3 separate regions of the Mus musculus genome follow, and all the other regions are linked to region 1. A link is a loop called in an ENCODE intact Hi-C map of the cell type or tissue named here. Cell type or tissue: heart. All regions are shown on one strand.

What was found. Peaks named below come from ENCODE experiments on the same cell type or tissue, not always from the same donor. Only the 100,000 strongest peaks of a DNase experiment are listed, where the experiment ranks them.
Region 2: it touches region 1 in a loop (2.3-fold over the local background); 26 of 42 quality-filtered maps call a loop at or near these places.
Region 3: a loop joins it to region 1, with 2.3 times the contacts of the local background. A loop is called at or near these places in 3 of 42 quality-filtered maps.

What each region holds. Positions count from the first base shown.
Region 1 is chr2:71,450,966-71,455,965 of GRCm38, forward strand. It overlaps Metap1d (methionyl aminopeptidase type 1D (mitochondrial)), which reads left to right and starts at 2,373. Exons shown (of 10, transcript NM_025633.3): 1 at 2,373-2,433. The coding sequence starts at 2,394. In heart, a CTCF peak has its summit at 2,276; a DNase peak (open chromatin) is centred at 2,336; H3K4me3 peaks cover 1,589 bases; H3K27ac peaks cover 1,183 bases; H3K27me3 peaks cover 964 bases.
Region 2 is chr2:71,526,672-71,531,671 of GRCm38, forward strand. It overlaps Dlx1 (distal-less homeobox 1), which reads left to right and starts at 2,774. Exons shown (of 3, transcript NM_010053.2): 1 at 2,774-3,635; 2 at 4,286-4,485. The coding sequence starts at 3,323. It also overlaps Dlx1as. In heart, no CTCF peak of the experiment used is centred here; a DNase peak (open chromatin) is centred at 3,050; H3K4me3 peaks cover 3,142 bases; H3K27ac peaks cover 1,818 bases; H3K27me3 peaks cover 4,547 bases.
Region 3 is chr2:71,387,268-71,392,267 of GRCm38, forward strand. It overlaps Hat1 (histone aminotransferase 1), which reads left to right and starts at 1,993. Exons shown (of 11, transcript NM_026115.4): 1 at 1,993-2,037; 2 at 2,636-2,731. The coding sequence starts at 2,031. In heart, no CTCF peak of the experiment used is centred here; a DNase peak (open chromatin) is centred at 1,904; H3K4me3 peaks cover 1,806 bases; H3K27ac peaks cover 1,429 bases.

The sequences.
Region 1 (5,000 bases):
GACCAGGCTGGCCTCGAATTCAGAAATACTCCTGCCTCTGCCTCCTGAGTACTGGGATTAAAGGCATGTGCCACCACACCTGGCACCCAGCAAGTCTTTTATGTGAACAGTGTATATATGCACATAAGCACAAGCATGTGTATGCATTCCAGAAGTCAATGTCATGTGTCCTTTTATGTCACTTTCCAGTGTCTATGTACCAACTGTGTTCCTAGTACCCATGGAGGTGGTGAACCACCATGTTGACTCTCCTAAATGGACATGGTATTGAGCTGCACCCTAAGGTCTTATCTTTATACCCATACATCTGTGTGTTTCTTAATCTTCCTGAGAGAAACTTCTTTTTGAAGTAGATGGAGATTAATATAAAGACTGACAACTGGCCAATGTGCAAGATTAATAGACTGTGCTCATCCCTAAATGGGAGATATATCTCTATCTAGATCAATATCTATCTCTTTATCTATCTCTATCTATACCCTCTCTCTGTCTCTCTGTCTGTCTGTCTGTCTGTCTCTCTCTCTCTCTCTCTCTCTCTCTCACACACACACACACACACACACACACACATACACACACACACACAAACACACACACACATACACACATACACACACACACACACACACACACACATACACACATACACACACACACACACACACACACACACACACACATTCCCTAACTCCAAGGTTCAGGGGATGATCTCCTAAGAGGGGAGCTATGAAAAGATTCTAAGGGCCAGAGGTACAGGGTGACCTCTGTGGAAGTGTTTTCTGGATGAAACAGGACCAAGGCACACATGGATTCATAATGGCTGTCACTACACGCACAAGACCTAGCTAGCCGAGATCTCAACATAGATTGGGACAAGGACACAAAGTCCCATTCATAGCTGACAATTGACAGAGCTACTGAGGGGATGAGGGTGGTCAGTTTTCTCCAGGGTTTCTGCCCCTGAAAGGATCCCCGTGCTCCAGTAGATGGCCCTACATTCATGTGCATACTGGCAGTAGATGGACTCAGTGTGTTAAAATAAAAGCACATGAAGTTGAAAGGGAAATGTGGTGGAAGGGATGAGCAGGAGTTGGAGGAGAAGGATGGGGGCGCGTGGTGGTGCTGGGAGTGTATTAGACAAAAACACATTCTATGTGTGTATGATATTCTCAAACAAAAAGAATACCCTTGGATTAAGTGTTCTCCGATTTGAGGTTTGTGATGAGTTGAACTCTGCCTCCTGAGGTTAAAGGTGTGCCAGTTGAGCATGTGGACTCTTTTATTTTTTATTTTATATATGTAGTACAGTGTAGCTATCTTCAGACACACAAGAGGAGGGCATCAGGTTCTATTAAAGATGGTTGTGAGCCACCATGTGGTTGCTGGGAATTGAACTCAGGAAGAGTCCTAAGTGTTCTTAACCGCCGAGCCATCTCTCCAGCCCGCATGTGGATTCTTTAAAATCAATGAGAAGACATCCACATATTCACAAGGAATCCTTATCGATCTCGACTGCATTCAAAGTCCAGAAACTGCTACACTACAGTTTGGGTTCTTTCACCATACACATCTTGGGGTATCATGGTCTGTGTTGAGCACAGGAAGCTACCAAGATGGATAACACCTGGTCCATGAGCGTCTGGACTCCACCGCAAAACAAGGGCAAGAGGCACAGAACCTGGTGAAATCGGGCAACAGTATCATCGAAGGTACAGCGGCTGCCTCACTTGCCTTGACATAGGGGCTATGCAAGCTGACATGCGTCATTCTTTAAATATCTAATTTAGGGATAACAGCAGTTAATACTGCCAAGCAGGAAGTGTCATCAGGGAAGGAGAAATCCTGTGAAGATACCCACAGGGCCACATAGGTGTCCCAACTATTCTATTCTGGAGTCTCTGCTGAGTAATTAATATTCTAACATTGCAAAGGGAAGCTGATCAAACTGATCCAACTTTTTCAACTAGTTGCCTGGAAATGATTTGTAACCGAATGAAAGGCGATGAAAGTGCTTTGTTGCACACTAAATTGTGTTTGTTTGTTTGTTTTTTTTTTCCTCTCGCCCAACTTCACGTATCCATGCACCAAAATGGTGATTCTATAAATACTGGAGGCTACACTTACATGACGACTTTCTTCCATCCCTGATGGGTCTGGAAGCTCAGAGAGAGAACTGCGGCCGGAGCCAGCCTCTCCTGGTGGAAGCGAGCTGGCCGCAGACGGAGCTGCTGGCCTCGACACCAGAGGCACTCGCTAGCCCGGGCTCCTGCAAGCCAGCTCACGCGCGCGCGCGCACTCGCCTCCCACTGCTTCAGCGCTTCTGGGCTTTGAGAGCGCGGCTACTCCAGTGGGCGGAGCTGCGAGGCTCTCTTGGCCACGTGACCGGAGCCAACATGGCGGCGCCCATCGGCGTCCCCCTGCTCGTCCGTGGAGGTAAGCGATCGGCATACGACCGCTCCAGGGCTACGCGCCCAGAGACACGTCCGCGCGTGGGCTTGGTACGCACGTGCGTACTTTCAGTCGGACCCGCGTATACCATACACGTTGGCACGCTGCAGAAACAGACACACGTTTGTCCTCTTCTTACCATGTTGCTTGAGTGCTTAGTTCTTGAGATTTGTGGGTCGTTACCTGAAGTTTTCTTCCCTCTCTTTACTTGTGTGGTTAGTGTTGCAGACGTATCTACCAGCGACGACGGTGAAATGCGCCGGAACACTCGGTTTAGAGCTGTTGGATTGGCATGCCTTTTTGAGAAACTTGTAAAAGGTGATGACAGTCATGATGACTTAGGAGAGCTAACGATGTCAGGGGCATTCCAAACAGATGCGTTTCCGGCGAATCGTTGTTGAATTAGTACTAGGTTCGGATTCTTTGCTAGCAAGAACTCAAAAATAGGTTCAAGAAGGACGAAAAAAAAAAAAAGGAACACCAACGACTTTAGATACAATTTAAGTGCCAGGCACATAGGAACGGTTTTAGGAGGTAAATATTTTCAGAGCAATACTCAGCACGTATTATATACCTTCCGAGCCATCTCACCAGTCCAGCTTAACTTAATACAATCCCCTTTTGTGAAGTCAGATACCAACTTATTTGTGTGTATCTAAGGGTGTGTAAAAAAGTTTGACGTTGACATGGAATGGTGTCCACAAAAATATATTATTTGGAATATTTGGAAAAAGCAAGTTGTAGGACATTAAAATTACATATATTTGTTTGTCTGGTGTATGCTCAAACAGGTGCCAAGGTGTGCATACAAAGGTCACAGGGTCATAGGAGAACTTGTGGGAGTTCTCCCATTATCTGTTTTTCAGACCATGAGGCTTGGTTCAGGCTTTACCCACTGAACCATCTCACCAGCCCAGTTTAGCTCAATACAGCCCCCCCTTTGTGAAATCAGATACTCATATATTTGTGTAGTTATATTTGTGTGTATATGTGTATCTAATATAATACATACAGAGAATGACATACACGATTCACGGCTTTGTGAAATAAAATATTCAGTTTTTATGAAATGCCCATATTTTCCAAAGCACTCAAAATATAGTGCTACATATCTTAGAGGTTTTTGGCAAAGATGACTCTGGTCATTCTGTGTGTACCCAGAACTTCTCATCACTTGAATGATCTTGTACATTTAATACAACTTGTTCATGTGAAGATTAGATTTTCTTTTTTTAGCCTTTGAAATGTTCTTCATAGGAGAAATTTCAAACACACAACAGAGCGGCAAACTCTGCATACACATTGTCTGCTCACAAATCATGTGTGTAGAGACACTCACTTCTCCACCCCAGCCACAGTGCCTCCCACGATGGTATTATTTTAAAGGATGTCCTAGGTATATCACTTTATTTGTAGATTCTTTTGCCTATGTATCTCTGAAAACTGTGCCTAGGGAGTATAGCTCAGTGGTTAGCACCCATAAGCCTTGGTTTGGGGTTCCCCTGCTCCATAAGAGGAGAAAGAAAGAAAAAAAGGAAGGAAGGAAGGAACAAAGAAGGAAGAAAAGAAAGACAGAAAGACTGAGAATCCTACTCATTGTCTTGTATATTGTACTTATTTTTAGAATTTCTATTTAGCTATTTATTTGTTTTAAGACAGAATCTCCTGTAGCCTTGAACTCCTGGTCCTTCCGCCTCTACCACCGTGTGTTGAGATTAGTGGTGTAAACCACCCGTCATACTGGGCATTTCTCTGTCAGTTTCTCTGTTCAGATTTCCCAGTCATGCTCTTGTAACAATTGTTACATTTTATTTTATGAGACAGGGTCTTGTGTAGGGCGGGCTTGAATTCCTGGTCCTTCTGCCATTTCCAAGCATGTGCTGCCACACCCAGTAAACATAACAACTTTTTAAAAAAAGATTTATTTTTTATTTATGTGCATGCATGTAATCCATCTTGAGTTTACGTGCACCACATATGTGCAGGTACCTGAGGAGGCCAGAGGGAGTCATATCCCCTGGAACTGAAATTATAGGCAGTTGTGAGCCATAAGATACAGGTTATGAGAATCCAACTGGCCAGATCCTCTGGAAGAGCAGTAAGTGCTTTTAACCACGGAACCATCTCTCTAGCCCCGTAACGGCTATTTTAAACACTTGAAATCAGAGTTTCCCCACAGTCTGTCTTATTTGATGATGGTGGTGATGATGGTGGTGATAATTGATTGGCTACACTTTCCTGCTTCACAGCTCATGTAACATAATTATATATGTAACACAATGACTGGTATCTTTTGGAGATTATGTTGATTTTTTTTCTTTAAAATATGTTGAGTATTAGGCAGGTAGTTTGGTTCTCCCACACTTGGTGTTATCTTTGTTAGAACAGATTTTTTTTTGGGGGGGTGCCTTTATTTTTAGGGGAAATACCAGAGGTCTTACTCCAATGTAGAACTCAGTAAAGGTCAGATAGTATCTTAGACTTTTGTGAGCAATATTCTCTGTTACAATTACACAACTCTGCCAAGTACAAGTGAACATAGCTGTGTTCTA
Region 2 (5,000 bases), 76 kb after region 1:
TGCAGGTGAAGGTATTTATGGGGAAGGTATATAATCTGATTTAGTAATCTAGCCTGTGCTGCTAAACGCAGCAGCTCTGTAGGAAACAAACTTAAAGGAATTTTGTGTAATGTTCTTTGAAGTTAAGACTGAGAAGTAGGGTTCGTTTTTTTGTTTTGTTTTGTTTTTGTTTTTTAAGAGCCTCCTCTCTTCCACTTCCTCATCAGCTGACCAACTAAATTGACCTGACGCCTAACCCTGAACCGCAGGGATTCCAGACAGGAAGTGTAAGCTGGCTACCTGAGCTGTTGGCTCCTGAGGTGACTCCCGTGAGTTCTGCTCCCGATCTGGAACCTTCAGGACCAATGGGAGAGTCTAAGTTCCTTTCATACTTGGGCTGGCAAAGGTCTGAGCATTTTGGAGCAGGTGTGTCACTTTAGAGTTGGGTCAGTTGGAGGACTGCACACCGGGACTCACAAAGTAGAGATAAGATCTCACTTCCTGAAGTTTGCTGAGGCCTGTACACTCTTTCAGGGACCCGGCTCAGTTTCTCCCAAGACTTGCTTCCTTGAGTTAGGAAATAATTCTCAAGTGTGCTCCCTCACCTACACACAGCTCAGTTCTAAATGTGGCCAGACTCTGAAACCCTATCGTGCCCACCCGTTCCCAGTAGCCAGCCTGGCCTCCTGCTCTGCTAAGTGGAAGGACAGAGCACCTAGTAGACCCATGGTCGCTCTCTGGTTCCCCAACCCAACCAGTCTCTGGGATAAACTGGTCCTAGGCAATCCGGCCATCCGACGTCCCCATACCTTGCACTAAATTCCAAGAGACACCAGTCCAGTTTTCCCCATCCCAACCCCGGCGCACAACCGCAGCGATCACTTACATGGGCAAGGCCCGCAAGGCGAAGAGACCTTCGGTTCAGATGGCATCCAAGCGGCTGCGTTGGGCGCACAGGACGGCACTCCACACCCCAAAACAGGCACTAAGAAGGAGCTATTAAAATCGCGAGTACGACAGGAAGACCAGGACGAGGCGAGTTGGAGTTCTTAGTTGGTTGGTGTTACAAAGCCTCACCTTGTGGTTTGGCGATTAAGGAAAAAACAAAAACAAAACAAAAAACCTTTCAGGCGATGGCAAACCCTTTATTGGTTTACGAATTTTGGACTGTTGTTTTTTGTTTTGTTTTTTTCCTCTTTCTTTTGTTTTTCTCTTTTGCTCCAACCAACATGCTGCATGAAATGTTTCTGCGCACAGCCTCATGCCTTTAATCAGAAGAGGAAATCTTTAGGCAGGAGCTGCTGCTGAAGGAGAGAGAGAGAGAGAGAGAGAGAGAGAGAGAGAGAGAGAGAGAGAGAGAGAGAGAGAGAGAGAGAATGAGAATGAATCCCCTGTACTCATATCTGTAACGACATCACCGATGTAATTTGTTTTGAATGTTCATTTTTATTGGTGTTCCCTCTGCCAAAATGTGCTTGATTACAGAGGTCTCCCTGTGATCACTGTGCACTCCAGATAGGGGAAGGTGCCGCGGCGCAGGTTCAGCTCAGGCCAGATCAAATCCCCGGGCTGTTTAACGCTGAAAGGCTGCATGTTGCTATTAGTGTTAAATATATGGCTAATTATGCGTATGAAAATTAAACATCAGTGTTATGCTAATGGGGCGCCTTCAGCTGCGGATCTGAGCACTTGAGACTACCATTTAATCAAATGAATCAGTAACTAATACGTGTGCACGTGTGAACTTTCACAAGATCATTTCCCCCGGTCCCCGTCACACCGCTAAATTATGAAAGAAATAATTATCAACACTTTCTAATTACCTAACAAAGTAATTTGGGATTCATCGTGGGGCTGGCGGGATTGGGAACCAACAGTCCCTAGCAACCAGCGTAGTTTGCGCCACGCGAGGTGGTGTGTGGTAGTAGTGGGGGGGTGGAGTGCGAGAGAATCTTTTGTGCACTTTTCAACACTTGCACCCAGATGGTAGACAGCGCGCTTTGGCAGCTCTTTCCTTCACCAGCTTCCCCACCTCACCCCCGGGCCCGGAGGCTCCAGCTTTGGCCACTGGAGGTGAGGAAGAGATCGGGCGACAGAGAGGGGCATATCTAAACACAAATATTCAAGCCTACCACTGATCAGGATTTGCTGAGGGTGTCGGTGTCTCCCTAGGACTCCCAAACCCCAAGTACTCTGGCCAGACCCCAGGAGGTCGGAAAATGACCACCTGGCAGGAGTTCGATGCACCAGCCACCAGGCGACTGCGGGCCCTCAGGACTCCACGCTGAGCCGCGCCCTCGGGGCGAGTGAGCCCGGGGCTCGTGGCTCAGGGGGAGTGGAGAGGGGAGGGGGAGGCAGGAAGGTTGGGAGGGAAAGGAGGGGGGAGGCGGTGCGGCCGCCTTTCCTGGGTGGAGAAGCGTGGGTTCCTGGCTCTCCACGCGCACTGCTTTGATCAGACCCGTGCAGCCTCGAGCTGGAGTGGCCAGCTGGGCCTGGAGAGATGCGAGCAAGCCCCTGGGAACGGTGGCAACGGCGGGGCGGCGGCCGAGTGAGTGAGTTGGGCCAGAGGGCCCCCAAACCCAGATCCCCGGGATGTGGCCGAGAGAACCCCAACCTGGGAGGCGCGGCCTGGAGCGCGCTGAGCTAGGCACAAGACGCTCAGAAGGACCGCTGGCTGCAGGCTACCTGGGTTGTCGCCCAGTGCGCGACTCCGCGATCCAGAGACCGCGGCCGGACTCTGGAGCGGCGCTCCGCACCGGACTAGGTGACCTCAAGAAGAAGTGGTCCGGGGTCCCAGGCGTTGGGGGCGGGCGAAGGGTGGGGACAGCAAGGGGGAGGGCGACGGCAGGGCGCGGCTGGTTGGTTTCTGGGGCGGGAAGCGCGCGAGGGAGGCGGGAGGCTGGAGTCGCGCGCCTTCGAGGTTCCTGCGCGGACGCCGCAGCCCATTGTGCGTCCCGCTCCGCGCGCTCTGTTGCAGAGGAGCCCCGGCCGGGACGTGTGGACCGGATTCTCCCCAGGCCGGGCCGCGTCGCCCGCTCTAGTCCAGCCGAGCCCGAGCTTCTCGGACCAATCCCCGGTGATTATGCAAGAGAGCCGACCAATCAGCTCCACCAGCTCATGAATATTTATGACCTTGGCTGAGTCAAAGCTTTGAACCGAGTTTGGGGAGCTCGGCAGCATCATGCTTAGACTTTTCAAAGAGACAAACTCCATTTTCTTATGAATGGAAAGTGAAAACCCCTGTTCCGCTTAAATTGGGTTCCTTCCTGTCCTGAGAAACATAGAGACCCCCAAAAGGGAAGCAGAGGAGAGAAAGACCCACACCCAGACCCCGCGAGAAGAGATGACCATGACCACCATGCCAGAAAGTCTCAACAGCCCCGTGTCGGGCAAGGCTGTGTTTATGGAGTTTGGGCCGCCCAACCAGCAAATGTCTCCTTCTCCCATGTCCCACGGGCACTACTCCATGCACTGTTTACACTCGGCGGGCCATTCGCAGCCCGACGGTGCCTACAGTTCGGCCTCATCCTTCTCCCGACCGCTGGGCTACCCCTACGTCAACTCGGTCAGCAGCCACGCGTCCAGCCCCTACATCAGTTCCGTGCAGTCCTACCCCGGCAGCGCCAGCCTCGCCCAGAGCCGCCTGGAGGACCCAGGTACGTGCGCTTGCCAGGGACAAGGAGAGAAGGGAAGGAGAATAGGAGAGAGGGGGAGAAGGGGAGGGGGAAAGAGAAAAGACAAGAGAGTGTGGGGTAGAGAGGTGGGTGGGGGTGGGGAAAGCGCGGAAGTAGTAGAGGTTTCGGATATCAATCTGTGGATCCTTGTCACTGAAAAGAAAAAAATTATAAGTCAATTCAATTTACAACTGTCCAGCAAAGGATAAATCCGAGCGCGTCTCCTGGCACTGGCTGGGCCTCTGGGCCGCTCGGTGCGCCGAGCACACAATGCCCTGCTGGAAAACAGAAACCCACATGTGCACGTATTAGTCTCGGTAATTATTTATTGCGTAGCGCTATAAACAATGTATGCAATTAAGGGTAATTAAACCTCAACTACCGCCTGCAAAAAATAGCAAACTTTCTCTGCAAAGGCAATAGCTGCGCTCTTGGGAACGACCCAATTCTGTCTGCAGCAGCCAGGGACGTGCGCTCGGACCTTGAGGGACCTTCGCAGTCTTTCAGGGTTTCTTGAACGTTCTTTTCCGGACCCTACTTCTGCCAACCCATCCATAGACATTCATTCTCGTCCCTCCTCACTAAAGGCAGTGCAGCATTAACAAGGGTCTCTGCTTCTGTTGTCCCTCCAGGGGCGGACTCCGAGAAGAGTACGGTGGTGGAAGGCGGCGAGGTGCGCTTTAACGGCAAAGGGAAAAAGATCCGTAAACCCAGGACAATTTATTCCAGTTTGCAGTTGCAGGCTTTGAACCGGAGGTTCCAACAAACTCAGTACTTAGCTCTGCCTGAGAGGGCGGAGCTGGCGGCCTCCTTGGGACTCACACAGACGCAGGTACCTGGCCGCTCTGCCAAACAAGCCTCGGGAGCTGGGCTCCAGCCCCAGGCTTCACATTTTTTGTTCGCTGGGCCTCTGGTTCTAGGTGTCACAGTCCGCCCCCCAACCCGTGTGTGTGTGTGTGTGTGTGTGTGTGTGTGTGTATCCACCTCTGACTTTCAGCGTCTCCTCTTCCTCCCTCAAACTGTTTGCCCTAGCTCGGACCCTACTCTCTGACCTGCAGGCTACCTGGTCTTCTGACCAGGCAGGGAACTGGAAGGATTTCCCCAGACGTTTTGTTTGGAGGTTCTGAGGTCACACGTGCCTGAACAACTGGAACAATAGAAGGGGGATTTAATCTTCCTTAGCCTTTAAAGTGTGCCACTAATCACTCAGGTCCTGGGCCTAAGCCTGCTTCCCCCACCTCCTTCTTCTTGCGAGGTGGCAGAGGCAGATCCTTCCCTCTGGCCCTTCACTTCCCAAGTTCCAGATCCTTAAGAAGAAGGGGGAAAAAAAAAGTGAGATTTTTCTTT
Region 3 (5,000 bases), 64 kb before region 1:
TCTCTAATACTAGAGAGCATATTAATTCTAGACTATTTCACCACGTGTGATGGTTAGTTTTAACTGTCACCATGGCATAGAACAAAATACACACATATAAATGTTTATATACACACATACATGCATATATGTATTACATACTACATACATATATACACATATATACTATATAACACATACATATATGACCCACACAAACCTATATTAGTGTGAGCATGTTTGCTGGGGATTGCCTTGATCATCTTAATTGATGGGAGAAGACTCACTTTAAGTGTGAGCAGCACCTTCTGGTAATGGCCCAGGTAAAAGGCAGAAAGAAAGCTTTGCTAACTTGCCTCCTTAACCTTCATTCTCACTGGAGAGTTCATTGACCTTTTTGGTGTGTAAGGGTCCATGATTTGCTGAAGGATGTCACCCTGGACTCCAATAGTATGTAACCACAAAGAGTGTTGAATTCTGCAGAAGTCTAGCAAGCTGGGTCTCCCATGACCCAGGTAGAGAGACACCCAAGTGAGCTCAGAGGCCTGATTTAAAGCACATTAGGGAGTTCTGGGGTAGGTGACCTCTATGATAATCTGTTGGGTCCATCTCTACTGACATTCCATTGCCGGGGTAGAGAGGCTGTAAACTTGTTGGGGGAGGCCTGGAAACTGCTGCTGACCCATTGTCCTTGCCTCGGGCCAGACAGGTGGCCAGACAGGTGGCGGGCCGGCTTCGGAGGCCTGGACTTGCCTGGACTTGCCCAGGTCTTGGTAAGAGATTTAGGCCTAACCTCCTTAACTGCCAATTTGAAGCCTGTCATGGAGTCAGCCTAGCCTTCTCAAGCGCTGGTATTAGAACCTTGCTAGGCAGAGACCCAACAGTTCTCCAGGAGTCCCTCAGGTCTTCACAGGCAGATTGGGCTGAGGCTCCTAGCTTTGAGGACTGACCACCAGGTTTTCAGCATTTGCTGTGAGACAACCACTGTCTGGCCTCTCCAAGTGTACCACATAAGCCAAGGTGGTAAGTCATCTTTTAATATATGTTCATTCCATTGGTTCCTTCTTTTCTAGAGAGACCCGATATACCAAAGATCAACTTTCCATACGGCATGCATCATTTTAAAGCGTATCAGCAAATGTGTTGACACCAGGGAGTCTGGTATTTGAATACCATCGTAGAGGTAAATAGCAAATTATCCTCTGGGAGAAAAAAAAAAATCCAAAAGCAACTAAATAATAAGGCCCATGATTAAAAATGGGTAGTATCCTATGATTAGTTCAAGCCACTAGGACCTCATACAAGTCCAACTAAATCAAGCCACTTGAGGTAGTGTTAGTAACCACTTTTAGTGAGCTAAATGGTTGTCCAGAAAACTTAAGAGCAAAAGCAGGTATATTTCTAAATTTTACTTTTAATAGTTGTGCACGCTAGCATGTAATCAGAGCACAGCTTTCGGGAGTCTTCCATTTTGGGTCCCTGAGTTCTTTAATATGGCACTATTTTTCAATTTGGGAGCACAAAGAAAGTCTATAATGGGTTAGTGGCAGAGCCTTATGTCTACCATAAGTATGACTCTGAATTGGTCACCCAGCTCCAAAATACGAATAAAATTCAGAGGAACCTTTTAAAATGGGTTATGGCAAAGTTGAATCAAAAAGTTTAAAAACTTCGAAATGAAACCCCCACAGAAAAACTTGCGTTCGGGCCAAAAGATGGGAAGGACAATCGCCTTAAGCTGTTTGAGAATTCACATTAATTTCTAAGCAAGTCTCTAGTGGCCAGCAAGCCGCACAGGCTGGGACGCCGAAGACATGGGGTGAGGGCATCCTCACGTGCGGTGGCTAGGCAACCGCGGGCGCCTTCTCACGGTGCTAGCCCCGCCTCCTGAGGCACTTCCGCCGCCGCGCGCCTGGACCTTCTCCCTCTCATTGGTTCGTGGCTCGCCGAGGATGGGCGGGGGAAACGCGTAAGTCCTTGCGGTCACTTCCGGCCCGGGAGCGCGCGGGTTGATTTGTCCTTCCTCAGCTGCGGGCGCTCGGAGCTCGGAAATGGCGGGTAAGTTCCCGGGAAAAGTTTAGCAAGGGGAGGAGGCGGGTGCTTCTGGGGAAGAACGTTGAGGCGGCCGTGACAGTGGCCGCCTGGAACTTTCGGGCTCTAGCAGAGGTTCCAGAAGGCCTCTCCCTTCCGCGAGGCACTGAGGGTCGGGGACTGGCTCCCGGTGGGCCGCGCTCGGCGCCACCGCCCCCGGTGCTGACGCTCGGCGCCTCCCGTGGGCCTCCCGGGCCTTGAGCTCAGGCAAGGCGCTCAGTTTGGTCTGGTGGAGCGCGGTCTGCCTCGGAGCCTTTCACCCCCTCGTTCCCCTTTGCTCACTGTCGCCCTAATGTAACCCATTAGGTCCAGTTCCCGCCAGCTGATCCTCTCCAGGGCCCTGCCCACCTCCCTCCCAGCCAACTTCTGAGCGAGCGCGGTGCTGCTGCCCTGCCCTGGTTCAGGGCACACTCAGGGTCTCATAACCCTTCAGGATTCCTGAGATCATTGTTTTTTTAGATGTCCTTTGAGAAAGTCGTTTTTACACTGCCCAACTTGTCACTTAGAATGGAACTTCTGTGCTGTGTGTAGTAGAATCCTCTTGCTGTGCTTTATTCGTTTCTAGCCTTGGAGAAATTTCTGGTGGAGTATAAGAGTGCCGTGGAGAAGAAACTAGCAGAGTACAAGTGTAACACCAACACAGCAATCGAGCTGAAACTAGGTGCGTATTTCCTTTCAGAGGAGTTCTGTGTGTGCAGCCCTGTATTTAACAGAGCCTTTAAAATAGGAAACACAGCTTGAGGTTAAGACGATTACGTAACAGGTACTTTCTGCGTTGACTGGACATGGAGATTTTAGGCAGTTCTCTAAGTTCATGCGGTAGAAGGGGTAGGGGAAAGATAGTGATAAGAAAGTGAAAGATAGTGTGGCAGAAAGTATATGTGATCTCATCTTAAAAATTGCAAATACACCAGGCAGTGGTGCCGCATGCCTTTAATCCCAGCACTTGGGAGGCAGAGGCAGGCGGATTTCTGAGTTCGAGGCCAGCCTTGGTCTACAGAGTGAGTTCTAGGACAGCCAGAGCTATACAGAGAAACCCTGTCTCGGGGGAAAAAATTGCAAATGGGGGATGGAGAGATGGCTCAGCTGTTAAGATCATTGACTGTTTTTCCAGAGGTCCTGAGTTCAAATCCCAGCAACCACATGGTGGCTTACAACCATCTGTAATGAGATCTGATGCTCTCTTCTGGTGCTCGTACTTACATATAATCATTCAATCAATCAATCTTCAGGCCCCAGGGAGCAGGACTGGTAAGAGCACTGACTGTTCTTCCGGAGGTCTTGAGTTCAAATCCTAGAAACTACATGGTGACTCACAAACATCTATGATGAGATCGGATGCCCTCTTCTGGTGTGTCTGAAGACAGCTACAGTGTACTTAGATATAATAAATAAATCTTTTTAAAAAAAATTGCAAATATGATAATAACAGCTGTTGGTTAGGATGTGGAAATTCATGGGTTGCTGGTATTATATCTAAAATGATATAACAACTTTGGTTTGGAAAAAAAATTTAAATGTATTTTATGTTCATAAGTGCTTTCTCTATCTTCATGAATACCAGAAGAGGACATCAGATTCCCACCATGTGTTTGCTGGGAATTGAACTCAGGACCTCTGGAAGAGACCAGTGCTCTTTTTTTTTTTTTTTTAAAGATTTATTTATTTATTATATGTAAGTACACTGTAGCTGTCTTCAGACACTCCAGAAGAGGGCGTCAGATCTTGTTACAGATGGTTGTGAGTCACCATGTGGTTGCTGGGATTTGAACTCCGGACCTTCGGAAGAGCAGTCGGGTGCTCTTATCAACTGAGCCATCTCACCAGCCCTAGTTTAAAAAAAAAAACAAACATAAATTAGCTACGTGAGCCAGCCCTTTTATTAGGTGTCTGTTCAAGGGAAGTGAAGATGTTCATTTATACATGAATACTTAAAAGTGAGTTATTTACAATAGCCAAAAAGTGTAAACAACTCATAAAGCAGTTGGTAAACAGATAAAGTATGCCATAGTTATTCAGTGGAATATTGTCTGACAATAGAAGTTCTGATACCTGTCACACAATGTGGAGAAATCTGAAAAACATGCTAAGTAAAAGAAGGCAGGCAAAACCAGTATAGTGTGTCCATTTGTTTAAAATGTTCAGAAAGGACATCTGCAAAGACAGACGGTAGAGAATCATTACCCCAGGCTAAATGTAGGCTCCTGACTGTCCTGGAACTTACTCTGTAAACCAGGCTGGTCTTGTATTTCCCTTAGTGATGGACCTGAAATCATAAGCCATTTAAATCCTTGACAGAGTTGCTTTTAGTCAGTGTTTTATCACAGCGCCAGAAATGAAACTAGAACCAATGCAACTAATCCAGTGATTGTGACAAGAGGTCATAGTTTACTGAACCTTCACTCCACAGACTCCTAATCAAGATGGTATTTTCTGTACTTACATATGTTATTTTTCTAAAACTGGCATTCTGTTATATAATGTGCTTTCTCTGCAGCTTGAAAATGTGTGATGTATACATAACAGTTTGCACACATGCAGAAGCCAGTGGAGGATACCCGCTTTCTTTGTCATTCTCCACTGTTACTTCCATGACATGGGGTCTCTAGCAATTTCTGCGAGAATGGCAGGGCAGTGAACTCTGGAGAGCCACATATTTCTACTTGTGGTGTATACCTGTAATCCTAACACCTGGGACGTGGAGGCAGGAGGATCAGGAGTTGAAAGGCAACCACAGCTGCATAGAGGTCAAGGCAGATGAAGGGAATGTACTATTCTTTAGTGACATTGCCTCCCACAAAAGTACCCATACTACCACCATATTTTTGTTGTTATAACCTGTTTTTTTGTTTGTTCGTTTGTTTTTCTTAACATAATTTGTTGTTTGTTTCTTTTTTTTGAGATGGGGGTCTCTTGTAACTGAGGATGGC